2 separate regions of the Homo sapiens genome follow, and region 2 is linked to region 1. Evidence: chromatin loops called from intact Hi-C (ENCODE). Cell type or tissue: heart left ventricle. All regions are shown on one strand.

What was found. Hi-C counts contacts between places; a loop is a spot of excess contacts. Peaks named below come from ENCODE experiments on the same cell type or tissue, not always from the same donor. Only the 100,000 strongest peaks of a DNase experiment are listed, where the experiment ranks them.
Region 2: a loop joins it to region 1, with 5 times the contacts of the local background. A loop is called at or near these places in 48 of 110 quality-filtered maps.

Annotation. Positions count from the first base shown.
Region 1 is chr20:33,929,591-33,937,590 of GRCh38, forward strand. No RefSeq gene overlaps it. Among named protein-coding and RNA genes, the nearest start is that of RALY, 60 kb to the right of the region's middle. RefSeq lists an enhancer at 3,608-4,108. In heart left ventricle, a CTCF peak has its summit at 4,027 (motif pointing right); a DNase peak (open chromatin) is centred at 4,021; H3K27ac peaks cover 332 bases.
Region 2 is chr20:34,126,655-34,134,654 of GRCh38, forward strand. No RefSeq gene overlaps it. Among named protein-coding and RNA genes, the nearest start is that of EIF2S2, 18 kb to the left of the region's middle. RefSeq lists an enhancer at 3,049-3,343. In heart left ventricle, a CTCF peak has its summit at 3,188 (motif pointing left); a DNase peak (open chromatin) is centred at 3,120.

The DNA of each region.
Region 1 (8,000 bases):
TCTTCAGATACGGAGGTACTGGGGATTAAGGCTTCAATATATGAATTTTAGGGGACACAATTCAGCCCATAACAAAGGGCTTGAGATGAAAATTCACACAGCATCTGGGCTGGGGCAAGGGAGCCACCATGGCTGGTGCCCTGCCTATGTCTGCAAGACCCTCAGCTCTACCCCCTGAAGGTATAATCGCAAACACCTGCCACCTCCCACCTGAGGGCTTTTATCTGGCTGCTTTCTGCTGAGGGCACGTCCACCTGCATGCAGGGAAAGCCTACTAGAGGGTTAATGGCCAGAAGCAGCCCTCCACCAATGACTGATGGGATACAGACCCAGCTCCCTTGCCTGGGGTGGGGCAACTCTGCTTCCATGATCTACACTGTCTCCAGCATCCCCGGGCAGGAATGGGCTCCCATTGCCCACGGGGTAACTGGCTTGATCATGTGCCTTTCTTTTCTCTGTCTCACTTTGCCACTCCCCTACTGGTACTTCCTGGGATCACCTCCCAAGTAAATGACTTGCCCTTGAACCTCTGTCTCAAGGTCAGCTTCTGGGGGAACCCAAACAGTTAGGTGGCATGTGGACATGATGTGGAGATACGGGCAGAGGAAGCTGGCGTGGGAGGGGAGAGAGGGAAACGTGGATTCCAAGAGAGGGAAAGGGTTTCTGGGTTCCTGAGTCTCTAGTTCTGGTACCTATGAGCACTGCCCTGTGCCTCTCCCCCGTGGCTCTCCAAGTAGTTACATAAGTGGGGTGTTAGGTGTTCTGGAACCTAAGCTAGTTTAGCCTCTTCCCTATCTAGATGCAGCAAATTCTCTTGGACTCTTCCAGATTCTTCCCTCAAATATGGAATTATCAGGCAAGTTGATGCCTCTTGCTCTGGGGGAAAGGTAGCCCCAAGACATTCTGTGGCTATGTAAATATGCCCCCCAAAATAAATCCATGGTTTGTAGAGTGAAAGTTGAGCAAATCTGCATACAGGCCAGGAGCTACCCAGAAGGTCAGGAATCGAGGCCACATGCCCTTTTCTTTTGAGGTAAAACATGATCACAACCTTTCTGGTTAATTGTGATGAGCCTGACTGAGGCCCCTGGAGGAAAAAAAGATGTAAAGACCCACAGGGAAAAGAACCGTACCTGTGGGAGTCTGCACTAATGACTAGTGTTAAATACCAACTTCTTCCGTAGCTGCTTCTGGTTATGACTTCAAGTATGTTTTCTCATTCTCAGCATAATTGAAAGGCGTCAAATGATTAACACCAGAGGTTAAGATCTAGAACAATTTTGTCCAACCTGTGGGCTGCAAGCACCCCAGGGCAGCTTTGAATGTGGCCCAACTTTCTTAAGATGTTATGAGACTTTTTTTGTGATGTATAAATTATATAAGCTCTTCAGCTACCGTTAGTGTATTTTACATGTGGCCCAAGACTATTCTTCTTCCAATGTGGCCCAGGGAAGCCAAAAGATTGGGCACCCCTGATCTAGAAGTTAGGAGTCTTTCAGGAAGCTAAGAATAACTTACAGACACCTGATTCTATAACTCTATGAAACGTCTTAGATTCTTTGGTCTTAAAATAGTATTGGCCCAGGCGCGGTGGCTCATGCCTGTAATCCCAGCACTTTGGGAGGGTGAGGCAGGTAGATCACCTGAGGTGAGGAGTTTGAGAGCAGCCTGACCAACATGGCGAAACCCCGTCTCTAGTAAAAATACAAAAACTAGCCAGGCTTGGGGGCAGGTGCCTGTAATCCCAGTTACTCGGGAGGCTGAGGCACGAGAATCACTTGAACCCGGGAGGCAGAGGTTACAATGAGCTGAGATCGTGCCACTGCACTCCAGCCTGGGTGACAGAGCAAGACTGCCTCAAAAAAAAAAAAAAAAAAAAAAAAAAAAAAGTGGAGTACGATCATAATCTGTGTAGGCAGGAGAGAGGAAGCAATGGAGCCAGCAGGGTCTCGAGTCAGAGAGGAGTGGGAGTGGTTGGGTTGGCTGGCTTCAAGACTAGAGGGGTTCTTAATAATATAGGGTGCTATAGTCACAAGTGGGGGTGCATCCCAGGTGTTAGCAGGGTCCAACCCTTGGGTCTAGGGGTAGCATGATATTTATGACAATAATGATGGTGAACATGATAATGGGCATGACCACTCCTGTTTACAGGTGAGAAAACTTTACCCCTCTCAGCAGGACTGTCAGGTCCAAGGAGTAAAATTGGACCCTAAAAAATAGGATTCAACAGTCCTATTTGGGTCAGGGTGAACTCTTTGGCACCAAGGCTCTGGACACTTTGAGGGTGAAGCCAGGTGGGGTGGGGCTGGTTCTGGGGAAGGGCTGGTTCTGGGGAAGGGCTGGTTCTGGGGAAGGGCTGGTTCTGGGGAAGGGCTGGTTCTGGTGGCCTGAGATGCAGCAGGACTGAACAGGACTGTCCTTCCAGTAACCTCCATCCTTCCTCATCGAGCATGTCCCAACCCCAAACCTGTTTGGCACTTGCCTGATGGATTTAAATTGATGCCCTCAAAACTGCAAAACTAGGGCCAGTTCTCCCCCCTTTCTGTCCACGCACCTTCAAGAATTTAATGAGCTTGTCTAGGTTAAAATGTGTTATTCAAGCCCAATGTTTGTGGTATCACTGAGGAAGCAAATCCCAAACTAATAGAAGTTGCATGTAATGTAAAATAGCAATTAATCTCCATCATGAAGGGTAAGAAAAATTAACAAACCGCTGTTCAAATATTTATTAGGAGGAGAGACTGGACAGATATTCTTAGTCTATTACTGGGGGCAATTGAAATACAAGGAAACTGGGCTGGGCGCGGTGGCTCACGCCTATAGTCCTAGCACTTTGGGAGGCCGAGGCGGGTGGATTACCTGAGGTTGGGAGTTTAACACCAGCCTGACCAACATGGAGAAACCCCATCTCTACTAAAAATTCAAAATCAGCTGGGTGTGGTGGTGCATGCCTATAATCCCAGCTACTTTGGGAGGCTGAGGCAGGAGAATCGCTTGAACTCGGGAGGCAGAGGTTATGGTGAGCCGAGATCCTGCCATTGCACCCAAGCCTGGACAACAAGAGCAAAACTCTGTCTCAAAAAAAAAAAAAAAAACCAAGGAAACTGTCTGGTCCGTAACTGGGCATGGGGATGGGGTGGGCTTAGAAATGATTCCAGTAGGTGAGGGGTTCAGTGCCAGCCCAGGTGGGTGGGGAGGGGTGAGACCTGTGGTCTCTTTGACATATTAGAGTGGTGGGCAACTTCTGGATGCTTCTTCTCACCTCTTCTTGCTGAAATCAGGTTATGGTTGTTCAGCCTGACATGATGGCCATCTTCGACACAGGCAGGAGGATTCTGGCCCCTGCTCCAGCCAGAGGTTTAGCCCTGAACCCCAGCCTTGACCCCTCCTACCGTTGTCCTGCCTCTATGTTCCCTTCATCTACCTCCTCTTTTTGATGGCCTTGGCAATTCTTTTTTGTTTTTTTTTGAGATTGGAGTCTCATTCTGTAGCCCAGGCTGGAGTGCAGTGGTGCAACCTTGGCTCACTGCAACCTCGGCTCACTGCAACCTCCACCTCCCGGGTTCAAGTGATTCTCCTGCATCAGCTAGAGAATCGAGTAGCTGGGATTACAGGCACCCACCACCACGCCCAGCTAATTTTTTTTTTTTTTTTTTTTTTGTATTTATAGTAGAGATGGGGTTTCACCGTGTTGGCCAGGCTTGTCTCAAACTCCTGACTTCAAGTGATCCGCCCACCTCGGCCTCCCAAAGTGCTAGGATTACAGTTGTTAGCCACTGCAATTGGCCTAGGCAATTCTTAACAACTCTGGATTTTTCCCTACAAATGCTGAGCCACTCCCACAGGATTACCAACCACCTGTCCTCCTCCTACCAATACCCCACCTAAGACCTAGATAAAGGTGATGATAAAGGCTGGCACCTGGAAAACAAGGGTTCAGGCTTCCTTTCCCAGCTGAGGGAGATGCCTCCAAAGATGGCCGCCAACAACGCCTCCTGTCCCTGGACACGCAGGCTCCTGTCAAGAGGTGGCACTATTTCTCCTCCCTAGAATTTGGGCTGGCCTTGTGACCTGCTTTCACTTGTGCCGGTTCCATGCCTGGCTTGTAAGAGGCCTAGCAGCTTCTGTTCTCTTGGAGCCCTGAGCCACTGAGAAAGAAATCCAACTAACCTTCTGGAGACAGGCCCAGCCAGGGCCCAGCCGGTCCAACTACTCCTTGACAACCAAGGCTGCCACAAAGACAGGATAGAGGAAGGAACACAGAGGCAGGGCAATGGGAGGAGCCATTTAAGGCTGAGGTTCAGGGATGAGCCCCTGGATAGGGAAGGGGCCAGAACCTTTCTATGTGTGTCTTGAATGTTCCAGCTCCAGCTGAATGTGGGAGTGATCCCCAAAAATACCTTGTGGAGCAGAACTTCCCGTCTGCGTCTGGACATCCCTTAGAACCATAAGAAATAACTGTAATGAAGGCCAGGCCCGGTGGCTCACACCTGTAATCCCAGCACTTTGGGAGGCTCAGGTGGATAACCTGAGGTCGAGAGGTTGAGACCAGCCAGACCAACACCGAGAAACCCAGTCTCTACTAAAAATACAAAATTAGCCAGGTGTGGTGGCGCATGCCTCCCAGCTACTTGGGAGCCTGAAGCAGGAGAATTGCTTGAACCTGGGAGGCGGAGGTTGCGGTGAGCTGAGATTGAGCCATTGCCCTCCAGCCTGGGCAACAAGAGTGAAACTCTGTCCCAAAAAGAAAGGAAGGAAGGAAGGAAGGGAGGGAGGGAGGGTGGACTGTAATGGTTAATACTGAGTGTCAACTTGATTGGATTGAAGGATACAAAGTATTGATCCTGGGTGTGCCTGTGAGGGTGTTACCAAAGGAGATTAACATTTGAGTCAGTGGGCTGGAAAAGGCAGACCCACCCTCAATCTGGGTGGATAGCATCTAATCAGCTGCCAGCATGGCTAGAATATAAAGCAGGCAGAAAAAAGTGAAAAGGTGAGATGGGCCTAGCGTCCCAGCCTACATCTTTCTCCTCTGCTGGATGCTTCCTGCCCTTGAGCATCCAAGTTCTTCAGTTTTGGGACTCAGACTGGCTCTCTGCTCCTCAGCTTACAGACGGCCTATCGTGGGACCTTGTGATTATGTGAGTTAATACTTAATAAACTCTCCTTTATATATATATATATATACATATATATATCCTATTTGTTCTGACCCTCTAGAGAACCGTGACTAATACAATAAACATCATCATTTTAAGCCACTGAGATTTGGAGTGGAGTAGCGTATTAAATAGCAATAGGTAACTGAGACTCCAGCCCAGCTAGGACCAGTCTGGCACCCCCCTGCCATTTTGGATGCTGCAAACTATACTTGGCCAACTTCAGGATCCCCAGTTGACACCTACATGGGGTCTCCTGCTGCTGACCACCTGTCAGGGCTGCTCTGCCCACCAAGCTTCAAGCGGAAGCTCATGCCATTGTTCAACAAACATGGAGTCGCACCTGCTATTTAAGCCAATCCCTGTATTGGCCGCTGAGGATTCAGAGACACACTCCTGGCCTCTGAGGAGTTCACAGGCCCAAGGGGAGTCCGGCAGGAAGATAACATGCTAAAAGTCAGGGTGCAGAGTGTGAAATAGTAGCAGGACACAGTCCCAGGCAAGTTCAGGAGGTGGGAGTGGCAGCTATGCCCCAGTAGGCTTCATGGGGTTGGGTATTTGAGTGGTCAGCAGGGAGTTCTCCAGGCAGGTTGATTTTGTGCTGTCCCCTGTGGCCCTTCTCAATGCCGTTGCCTGCCCTCTGACCCCCTGCTCCCCAGCCCTGGGCCTCTGTGCTTCACCCAGGCAGGTTTTGCCCTCACTGGAGCCAGGCTCTACAGCCAATGGAGGATTTTAAGCAGAATGACATGGTGGTTGATGTTAGGTGAGGATTGGGAGGAACCAGAGACCTGGCCAGAGATGGGGAGCTCAGTGACAAGGCAGTTGCAGTGGTTAAGGTAAGAGAATCGTGGTGGAAAAGGAGCAAAGATCTGTGCCAAGGGGAGAGCCTAGGATTCAGAGGAGCCAGGCAACCAGGTCAAAGTGCATGGACCCCCAATCCAGTGCTGATTCCACTGTAGAGCGAATAAAAAGTAATTTTAAAGGTTAAAAATACAGATGAGTACGTGGAGGTAAATACAAGGATGTCCTCGGGAGCTGTGATTGTGATGGTAAGAAGTTGGAAAGAATCTGTCTATCAAGAGGAAAATAATTACATAAATTATGGTAATTCTTACGATAGAACATTATCAAGGAGCTAAAAGGAATGAACTCAGGCATATGTAACAACATGAGTAAGTCTTGCAAATACACTGTTGCATAAAGAAAAGCTGCATAATGATATATATGGTAAAAAATCCACTTATTTACTAAAATATACAAAATAATATTATATATTTTCTATGGGTTCCTATAAAATGCGTGAATATATTTTTGAAAGATCTGGAAGGCACTTGCCAAGTTCAATATTTGGAAAGGGGCCATGGACCAGGATTGCAGAAGGTGGGCAAAGAAAACTTGTGCTCCGTTCATAATTTTTTTTTAAAGAATGGTTCCATTTTACTGACATAATTAAATATTAATTAAAAATAGAAAACAATGAATTAAGGATTTGATTCATAGGTATTGTTAATCCCCCAAAATAATCAGCTCAGACCTTCACCCTCTGATCCCTCAAGGGAGCTGAAGTCCTACTACCAGACACTCATTCTGTGCCAGCGTCTGGGTGGCGGGAGTGTCACTGAGGAAAGGAGGGGATGAGAGTGTACCGAACCCCTGTTGTTTGGCATGTTGTTTGTTGGCACATGACAAATCTTGTGTCATTGAATTGTCACAGCTACCCTAAGCCGTGGGGGTGGGGGGGGCGCGGGTATGACGATTCTTATTGTACAGATGAGCTGCGTGCATTTGGGAAATTCAGTCAAATAAATAGTTCAAGATCACACAGCATGCAAGTGGAAAGATTTGAACCCAGGTCTGTATTGTCCCAAAAGCCATACCCTCTCCTCTGTACCAAGGAGGAACAAGAGGACAGACAGGCATGGAATCACCTGGGAGCTTTCAAAGCACACAGGTGCCAGATCCTGCCCTCAGAGATGCCGATGTGATTGACCTGGGGTGGGGCCTGGGCTTTTTTTTTTCTTTTTTTAAAGCTGTGACTATGCCCTGCCAGGCTTGAGGACAACTGCCTTAACTGGAGTCCAGCTCATTCCTCTCAGATCAGCCACCACGGGGTGACTCTTTCAACCGTGCCTCCCATTACTCAAGGGCTGTCCTTTTGGACAATGACTTTGTGAGAAGTGTTTATTACACTTGGGTGCATTTTAAAAAGGTGGCTCACAAACCCTGTCTCAGATTTGAGTTCCCATTTTCTCACTGTTTTTTTATTAGAGAATTCGAGACGGGTTCTTCAAGAAAAAAAATTACCCTAAGAAATAACCACCTTATAGAACGAGCAGGATCATGAATAAAAAAAAAGAAATTAAAAAAATAACCAGTAATAATTTTATGTATTTTATTTTACTTTATTTATTTATTTGAGACATAGTCTTGCTCTGTTGCCCAGGCTGGAGTGCAGTGGCACACTGCAACCCCCGCTGTAGAACTCGGCTCACTGCAAACCCCGCCTCCCAGGTTCAATCAATTCTCCTGACTCAGCTTCCCAAGTAGCTGGGATTACAGGTGCACACCACCATGCCTGGCTAATTTTCGTATTTTAGTAGAGACGGGGTTTCACCATGTTGGCCAGGCTGGTCTTGAACTCCTGACCTCAAGTGATCTGCTTGCCTCAGCCTCCCAAACTTCTGGGATTACAGGCGTGAGCTACCATGCCCAGCCTAATTTTATTTATTTTAAAGTCAGCGTTTCCTAGACCTCAGGCATTTGGGAGACAGCTTCACATTTGCCATGTTTGTATCACCACTGTTAATTTACTTAACATTTCACTTTAAATCAATACATAGT
Region 2 (8,000 bases), 200 kb after region 1:
AAGCAATCCTAAGCAAAAAGAACAAAGCTAGAGGCATCACACCACCTGAATTTAAAATATACTGCAAGGCTCTAATAACCAAAACAGCATGGTATTGATATAAAAACACAGACCAAGGGAACAAAAAGAGAACCCAGAAATAAATCCACGTACAGCCAATTGATTTTTGACAAAGGTACCAAGCACATACATTGGGGAAAAATGTTGTTGGGAAAACTGGATATCCATATCCAGAAGAATGAAACTAAACTCCTGTCTCTCACCATACGCAAAAAATCAACTCAAAATGTATAGGGAAAAGAAAGAGCGATCAGACTGTTACTGTGTCTATCTAGAAAAAGTAAGACAAAAGAAACTCCATTTTGATCTGTACTAAGAAAAATTGTTCTGCTTTGAGATGCTGTTAATCTGTAACTCTTGTCCCAACCCTGTGCTCACAAAAACATGTGCTGTATTGACTCAAGTTTTAAGGGATTTAGGGCTGTGCAGGATGTGCTTTGTTAAAAATGTTTTTGCAGCCAGGCGCAGTGGCTCATGCCTGTAATCCCAGCACTTTGGGAGGCCGAGGCGGGCAGATCATGAGGTCAGGAGATCGAGATCATCTTGGCTAATATGGTGAAACCCTGTCTGTACTAAAAATACAAAAGATTAGCCAGGCGTGGTGGCGGGCCCCTGTAGTCCCAGCTACTCGGGAGGCTGAGGCAGGAGAATGGCATGAACCTGGGAGGCGGAGCTTGCAGTTAGCCGAGATTGAGCCACTGCACTCCAGCCTGGGTGACAGAGCAAGACTCCGTCTCAAAAAAAAAAAAAAAAAAAAAATCACACCTGTAATCCCAGCACTTTGGGAGGCTGAGGCGGGCAGATCACGAGGTCTGGAGATCAAGACCATCCTGGCTAACACGGTGAAATCCCGTCTCTACTAAAAATACAACAAATTAGCTGGGCGTGGTGGTAGGCGCCTGTAGTCCCAGCTACTCGGGAGGCTGAGGCAGGAGAATGGCATGAACCCAGGAGGCAGAGCTTGCAGTGAGCCGAGATCGTGCCACTGCACTCCAGCCTGGGCGACAGCGCAACACTCCTTCTCAAAAAAAAAAAAAAATGTGTTTGCAGGCAGTATGCTTTGTGAAAGTCATCGCCATTCTCCATTCTCTATTAATCAGGGACACAATGCACTGTGGAAGGCCGCAGGGACCCCTGCCCAAGAAAGCCTGGGTATTGTCCAGGTTTCCCCGGACTGAGACAGCCTGAGATATGGCCTCGTGGGGAGGGAAAGACCTTACAGCCCCCCAGCCCGACACCCGTAAAGGGTCTGTGCTAAGGAGATTAGTGAAATAGGAAGGCCTCTATGCGGTAGAGATAAGAGTGTGGCATCTGTCTCCTGCACGTCCCTGGGAATGGAATGTCTCGGTGTAAAACCCGACCATACATTCTATTTACTGAGATAGGAGAAAACCTCCTTATGGCTGGAGATGAGACATCATGGCGGCAATACTGCTCTGTTACTCTTTACTGCACTGAGGTGTTTATGTAAGCTTAAACATAAATCTAGCGATTGTGCACATCCAGGCACAGCACCTTTTCTTAAACTTATTCATGACACAGAGTCTTTGCTCACATGGTCTTCTGCTGATCCTCTCCCCACCTTCACCCTATAGCCCCGCCACATTCCCCTTGCTGAGATAGTAAAGATAGTGATCAATAAATACTGAGGGAACTCAGAGACCAGCGCTGGTGCAGGTCCTCACTTGCTGAGCGCCGGTCCCTGGGCCCATTTTTCTTCCGCTATACTTTGTCTCTATGTCTTATTTCCTTTTCTCAGTCTCTCGTCTCCACCTTGCGAGAAATACCCACAGGTGTGCAGGGGCAGGCCCTCTTCATCTGGTGCCCAATGTGGGTTCCTTTCTCTACGGTGAAGATACGCTAGAGTGTGATCATTGAAGACAAATCGACGAGAGATTCCCGAAGACTTCCATGATCAGCCTTGTGGTAAGCTTGTGCACTCAGAGAAACCCAGGGTAAGAATGGGTCAAACTGAAAGCAAATATGCCTCTTATCTCAGCTTTATTAAAGTTATTTTAAGAAGAGGGGGAGTTAGAGCCTCCACAGAAATCTAATCATGCTATTTCAAACAATAGAACAATTCTGCCTATGGTTTCCAGAATAGGGAACGTTAGATCTAAAAGACTGGGAAAAAATTGGCAAAGAATTAAAACAAGCAAATAGGGAGGATAAAATCATCCCACTTACAGTATGGAATGATTGGGCCATTATTAAAATAGGTTTAGAATCATTTCAAACAGAAGAAGATAGCGTTTCAGTTTCTGATGCCCCTGAAAGCTGTGTAATAGATTGTGAGGAAGAGGCAGGGACAGAATTCAAGAAAGTAACGCAAGGTTCACAGTATAAAAAGGTAGATGAGTCTGGCTGGGCGCAGTGGCTCACACCTGTAATCCCAGCACTGTGGGAGGCCGAGGCGGATGGATCACAAGGTCAGGAGATCGAGACCGTCCTGGCTAACACAGTGAAACCCTGTCTTTACTAAAAAAATACAAAAACTTAGCCAGGCGTCGTGGCAGGTGTCTGTAGTCCCAGCTACTCGGGAGGCTGAGGCAGGAGAATGGCGTGAACCTGGGAGGCGGAGCTTGCAGTGAGCCGAGATGGCACCACTGCACTCCAGCCTGGGCAACAGAGCGAGACTCCGTCTCGAAAAAAAAAAAAAGAAAAAAAGGGTAGAAGAGTGTAATGGCTCAGTCAACGGAAAATGTTGACTACAACCAATTACAGGAGGTAATATATTATGAACCATCAAAATTGGGGGGAAAAGGTCTAGAACTATTGGGGCCATCAGAGTCTAACCCACGATGGCCAACTCCTCCTCCCACAGTTCAGATGCCCGTAACATTACAACCTCAAATGCAGGTTAGACAAGTACAAACCCCAAGAGAATATCAGATAGAAAAGGATAGTCTCTATCACAGCAATGCCAATCCAGATACAGTATTCACAATATCAGCTGGTAGAAAGTAAGACCCAACCGCCAGTACCCTATCAATACTGACCGCCAGCCGAACTTCAGTATCAGCCGCCCCCCAGAAAATCAGTATGGACAGCCAGGAACGTTTCCAGCACCACAGGGCACGCACGGCGATATAGCCTCAGCTGCCCACTATGAGACTTAATCCTACACCACCACCTAGTGGACAGGATGGTGCATTACATGAAATTATTGAGAAGGCAAGAAAACAAGGAGAGATACTGAGGCGTTTTAATTTCAAGTAATATTAGAGCCCATACTACCTGGAGAAGGGCCCTCCCCAAGCTGATGCCAGATATGAGTCCTTTTCTATAAAAATGCTAAAAGACATGAAAGAGGGAGTAAAACAGTATGGACCCAATTCTCCTTATATGAGAACATTATTAGATTCCATTGCTCATGGAAATAGACTTATTCCTTATGACTGGGAAATTTTGGCCAAATCATCACTCTCACCTTCTCAATTTTTACAATTTAAGACCTGGTGGATTGATGGGGTACAACAACAGATCCGCAAAAATAGGGCCGCCAATCCCAGTTAACATAGATGCAGGTAAAAAATAGAAAAATTAAACCACAAAAAATAGAAATAAGAAAAGACACATTAAAAACATTAAATGACTTTCAAAAATTGCTAGGAGATATTAATTGGATTTGGCCAATTTTAGGCATTCCTACTTATGCCATGTCAAATTTGTTCTCTATCTTAAGAGGGGACCCGGACTTAAATAGTAAAAGAATATTGACCCCAGAGGCAGCAAAAGAAATTGAATTAGTTGAAGAAAAAATTTGGTCAGCACAAGTAAATAGAATAGATCCCTTGGTCCCACTCCAACTTTTGATTTTTGCTACTGCACATTCTCTGACAGGCATCATTGTTCAAAATACTGATCTTGTGGAGTGGTCATTCCTTCCTCACAGTACAATTAAGACTTTTACATTGCATCAAATAGCTACATTAATTGGTCAGGCAAGGTTATGAATAATAAAATTGTGTGGAAGTGACCCAGACAAAATCATTGTTCCTTTAAACAAGGAACAGGTTAGACAAGCCTTTATCAATTCTTGTACATGGCAGACTGGTCTTGCTGATTTTGTGGGAATTATTGACAATCATTACCCAAAAACAAAAACCTTCCAGTTTTTAAAATTGACTACTTGGATTTTACCTAAAATTACCAGACATGAACCTTTAGAAAATGCTCTGACGGTGTTTACTAATGGTTCCAGCAATGAAAAAGCAGCTTACATTGGGCCAAAAGAACAAGTCATCGAAACTCAATATCACTGGGCTCAAAGAGCAGAGTTGGTTACAGTCATTACAGTGTTACAAGATTTTAATCAGCCTATTAATATTGTATCAGATTCTGCATATGTAGTACAGGCTACAAGGGATGTTGAGACAGCCCTAATCAAATATAGTATTGATGATCAGTTAAACCAGCTGTTCAACTTATTACAACAAACTGTGAGAAAAAGAAATTTCCCATTTTGTATTACTCACATTGAAGCACACACTAATTTACCAGGGTCTTTAACTAAAGCAAATGAACAAGCTGACTTACTGGTATCATCTGCATTCATAAAAGCACAAGAACTTCATGCTTTGACTCATGTAAATGCAGCAGGATTAAAAATAAATTTGATATCTCATGGAAACAGGCAAAAAATATTGTACAACATTGCACCCAGAGTCAAGTCCTACACCTGCCCACTCAAGAGGCGGGAGTTAATCCCAGAGGTCTATGTCCTAATGCGTTATGGCAAACGGATGTCACACATGTATCTTCATTTGGAAAATTATCATTTGTCCATGTGACAGTTGATACTTATTCACATTTCGTATGGGCAACTTGCGAGACAGGAGAAAGTACTTCCCATGTTAAAAGACATTTATTATATTGTTTTGCTCTCATGGGAGTTCTGGAAAAAATTAAAACTGACAATGGGCCAGGATACTGTAGTAAAACATTCCAAAAATTCTTAAATCAGTGGAAAATTACACATACAACAGGAATTCCCTATAATTCCCAAGGATAGGCCATAGTTGAAAGAACTAATAGAACACTCAAAACTCAATTGGTTAAACAAAAAAGAACTCTCCCTTTCCCTCTCCCTCTCCCCCTCCCTCTCCATCTCTGTCTCCATCTCCCTCTCCCCACGGTCTCCTTCTCCCTGTCTTTCCACGGTCTCCCTCTGATGCCGAGCCGAAGCTGGACTGTACTGCTGCCATCTCGGCTCACTGCAACCTCCCTGCCTGATTCTCCTGCCTCAGCCTGCTGAGTGCCTGGGATTGCAGGCACGCGCCGCCACGCCTAACTGGTTTTCGTATTTTTTTGGTGGAGACGGGGTTTCGCTGGGTTGGCCGGGCTGGTCTCCAGCTCCTAACCGCGAGTGATCTGCTAGCCTCAGCCTCCCGAGGTGCCGGGATTGCAGACGGAGTCTCGTTCACTCAGTGCTCAATGTTGCCCAGGCTGGAGTGCAGTGGCGTGATCTCGGCTAGCTACAACCTCCACCTCCCAGCCGCCTGCCTTAGCCTCCCAAAGTGCGGAGATTGCAGCCTCTGCCCGGCCGCCACCCCGTCTGGGAAGTGAGGAGCGTCTCTGCCTGGCCGTCCATCGTCTGGGATGTGAGGAGCCCCTCTGCCCGGCTGCCCAGTCTGGGAAGTGAGGAGCGCCTCTTCCCGGCCGCCATCCCATCTAGGAAGTGAGGAGCGTCTCTGCCCGGCCGCCCATCGTCTGAGATGTGGGGAGCGTCTCTGCCCCGCTGCCCCGTCTGGGATGTGAGGAGCACCTCTGCCCGGCCGCCACCCCATCTGGGAGGTGAGGAGCGTCTCTGCCCGGCTGCCCCGTCTGAGAAGTGAGGAGCCCCTCCGCCCGGCAGGTGCCCCATCTGAGAAGTGAGGAGCCCCTCCACCCGGCAGGCGCCCCTTCTGGGAAGTGAGGAGCGCCTCCGCCCGGCAGCTGCCCCGTCCGGGAGGGAGGTGGGGGGCCCTCCGGGAGGGAGGTGGGGGTCAGCCCCCGCCAGGCCAGCCGCCCCGTCCAGGAGGGAGGTGGGGGGGTCGGCCCCCCGCCCGGCCAGTCGCCCCATCCGGGAGGTGAGGGGTGCCTCTGCCTGGCTGCCCCAACTGGGAAGTGAGGAGCCCCTCTGCCCGGCCAGCCGCCCCATCCGGGAGGGAGGTGGGGGGGTCAGTCCCCCGCCCGGCCAGCCGCCCCGTCCGGGAGGGAGGTGGGGGGGTCAGCCCCCCGCACGGCCAGCTGCCCCGTCCGGGTGGTGAGGGGCACCTCTGCCCGGCCGCCCCTACTGGGAAGTGAGGAGCCCCTCTGCCCGGCCAGCCGCCCCGTCCGGGAGGGAGGTGAGGGGGTCAGCCCCCTGCCCGGCCAGCCGCCCCGTCCGGGAGGTGAGGGACGCCTCTGCCCGGCCGCCCCTGCTGGGAGGTGGGGAGCCCCTCTGCCTGGCCACCACCCCGTCTGAGAGGTGTGCCCAACAGCTCATTGAGAGCGGGCCGGGATGACAATGGCGGCTTTGTGCAATAGAAAGGGGGGAAGGGTGGGGAAAAGATTGAGAAATCGGATGGTTGCGGTGTCTGTGTAGAAAGAGGTAGACATGGGAGACTTTTCATTTTGTTCTGTACTAAGAAAAATTATTCTGCCTTGGGATCCTGTTGATCTGTGACCTTACCCCCAACCCTGTGCTCTCTGAAACATGTGCTGCGTCCACTCATGGTTAAATGGATTAAGGGTGGTGCAAGATGTGCTTTGTTAAACAGATGCTTGAAGGCAGCATGCTCGTTAAGAATCATCACCACTCCCTAATCTCAAGTACCCAGGGACACAAACACTGCGGAAGGCCGCTGCCTAGGAGAACCAGAGACCTTTGTTCACTTGTTTATCTGCTGACCTTCCCTCCACTATTGTCCTATGACCCTGCCAAATCCCCCTCTGTGAGAAACACCCAAGAATGATCAATAAAAATTAAAAAAAAAAACAAAAAAAAAAAAACAAAAAAAAAAAGAAAAAGCTGACACAGTTCTCTGAAAAAAGCCTAGAGAACACAAGGGTGACACAAACTCCAGAGAGTATGCTGCTTGCAGCTTTGATGATTGTATCAACAGTGGTAAGTCACCCCATGTCTGCAGGAGCAGCTGCAGCTAATTATACCTACTGGGCCTATGTGCCTTTCCCACCCTTAATTCGGGCAGTCACATGGATGGATAATCCTATTGAAGTATATGTTAATAATAGTGCATGGGTACCTGGCCCCATAGAGGATCGTTGCCCTGCCCAACTCGAGGAAGAAGGAATGATGATGAATATTTCAATTGAGTATCGTTATACTCCTATTTGCCTAGGGAGGGCACAAGGATGCTTAATGCCTGAAACCCAAAATTGGTTGGTAGAAGTACCTACTGTCAGTACCACCAGTAGATTTACTTATCACATGGTGAGTGGAATGTCACTCAGGCCACAGGTAAATTATTTACAGGACCCTTCTTATTAAAGATCATTATAATCTAAGTCTAAGGGGAAGCCTTGGCCCAAGGAAATTCCCAAAGGATCAAAAAGCCCAGAAGTTTTAGTTTGGGAAGAATGTGTGGCTGATAGTGCGGTGATACTACAAAACAATGAATTCAGAACTATTATAGATTGGGCATCTCGAGGTCAATTCTACCGCAGTTGCACAGGACAAACTCAATCTTGTTCCAGTGCACATGTGAGTCCGGCTGTGAACAGTGACTTCAGAGAAGGTTTAGATAAAAATAAGTACAAAAGGTTAGAATCTCCCTACCCTTGGGAATGGGCAGAAAAAGGAATCTCTGCTACAAGACCAAAGATAATAAGTCCTGTCATTGGTCCTGAACATCTAGAATTATGGAGGCTTATGTGGCCTCGCACCACATTGGAATTTGGTCTGGAAATCAAGTTATAGGAACAAAAGACCGTAAGCCATCTTATACTATTGACCT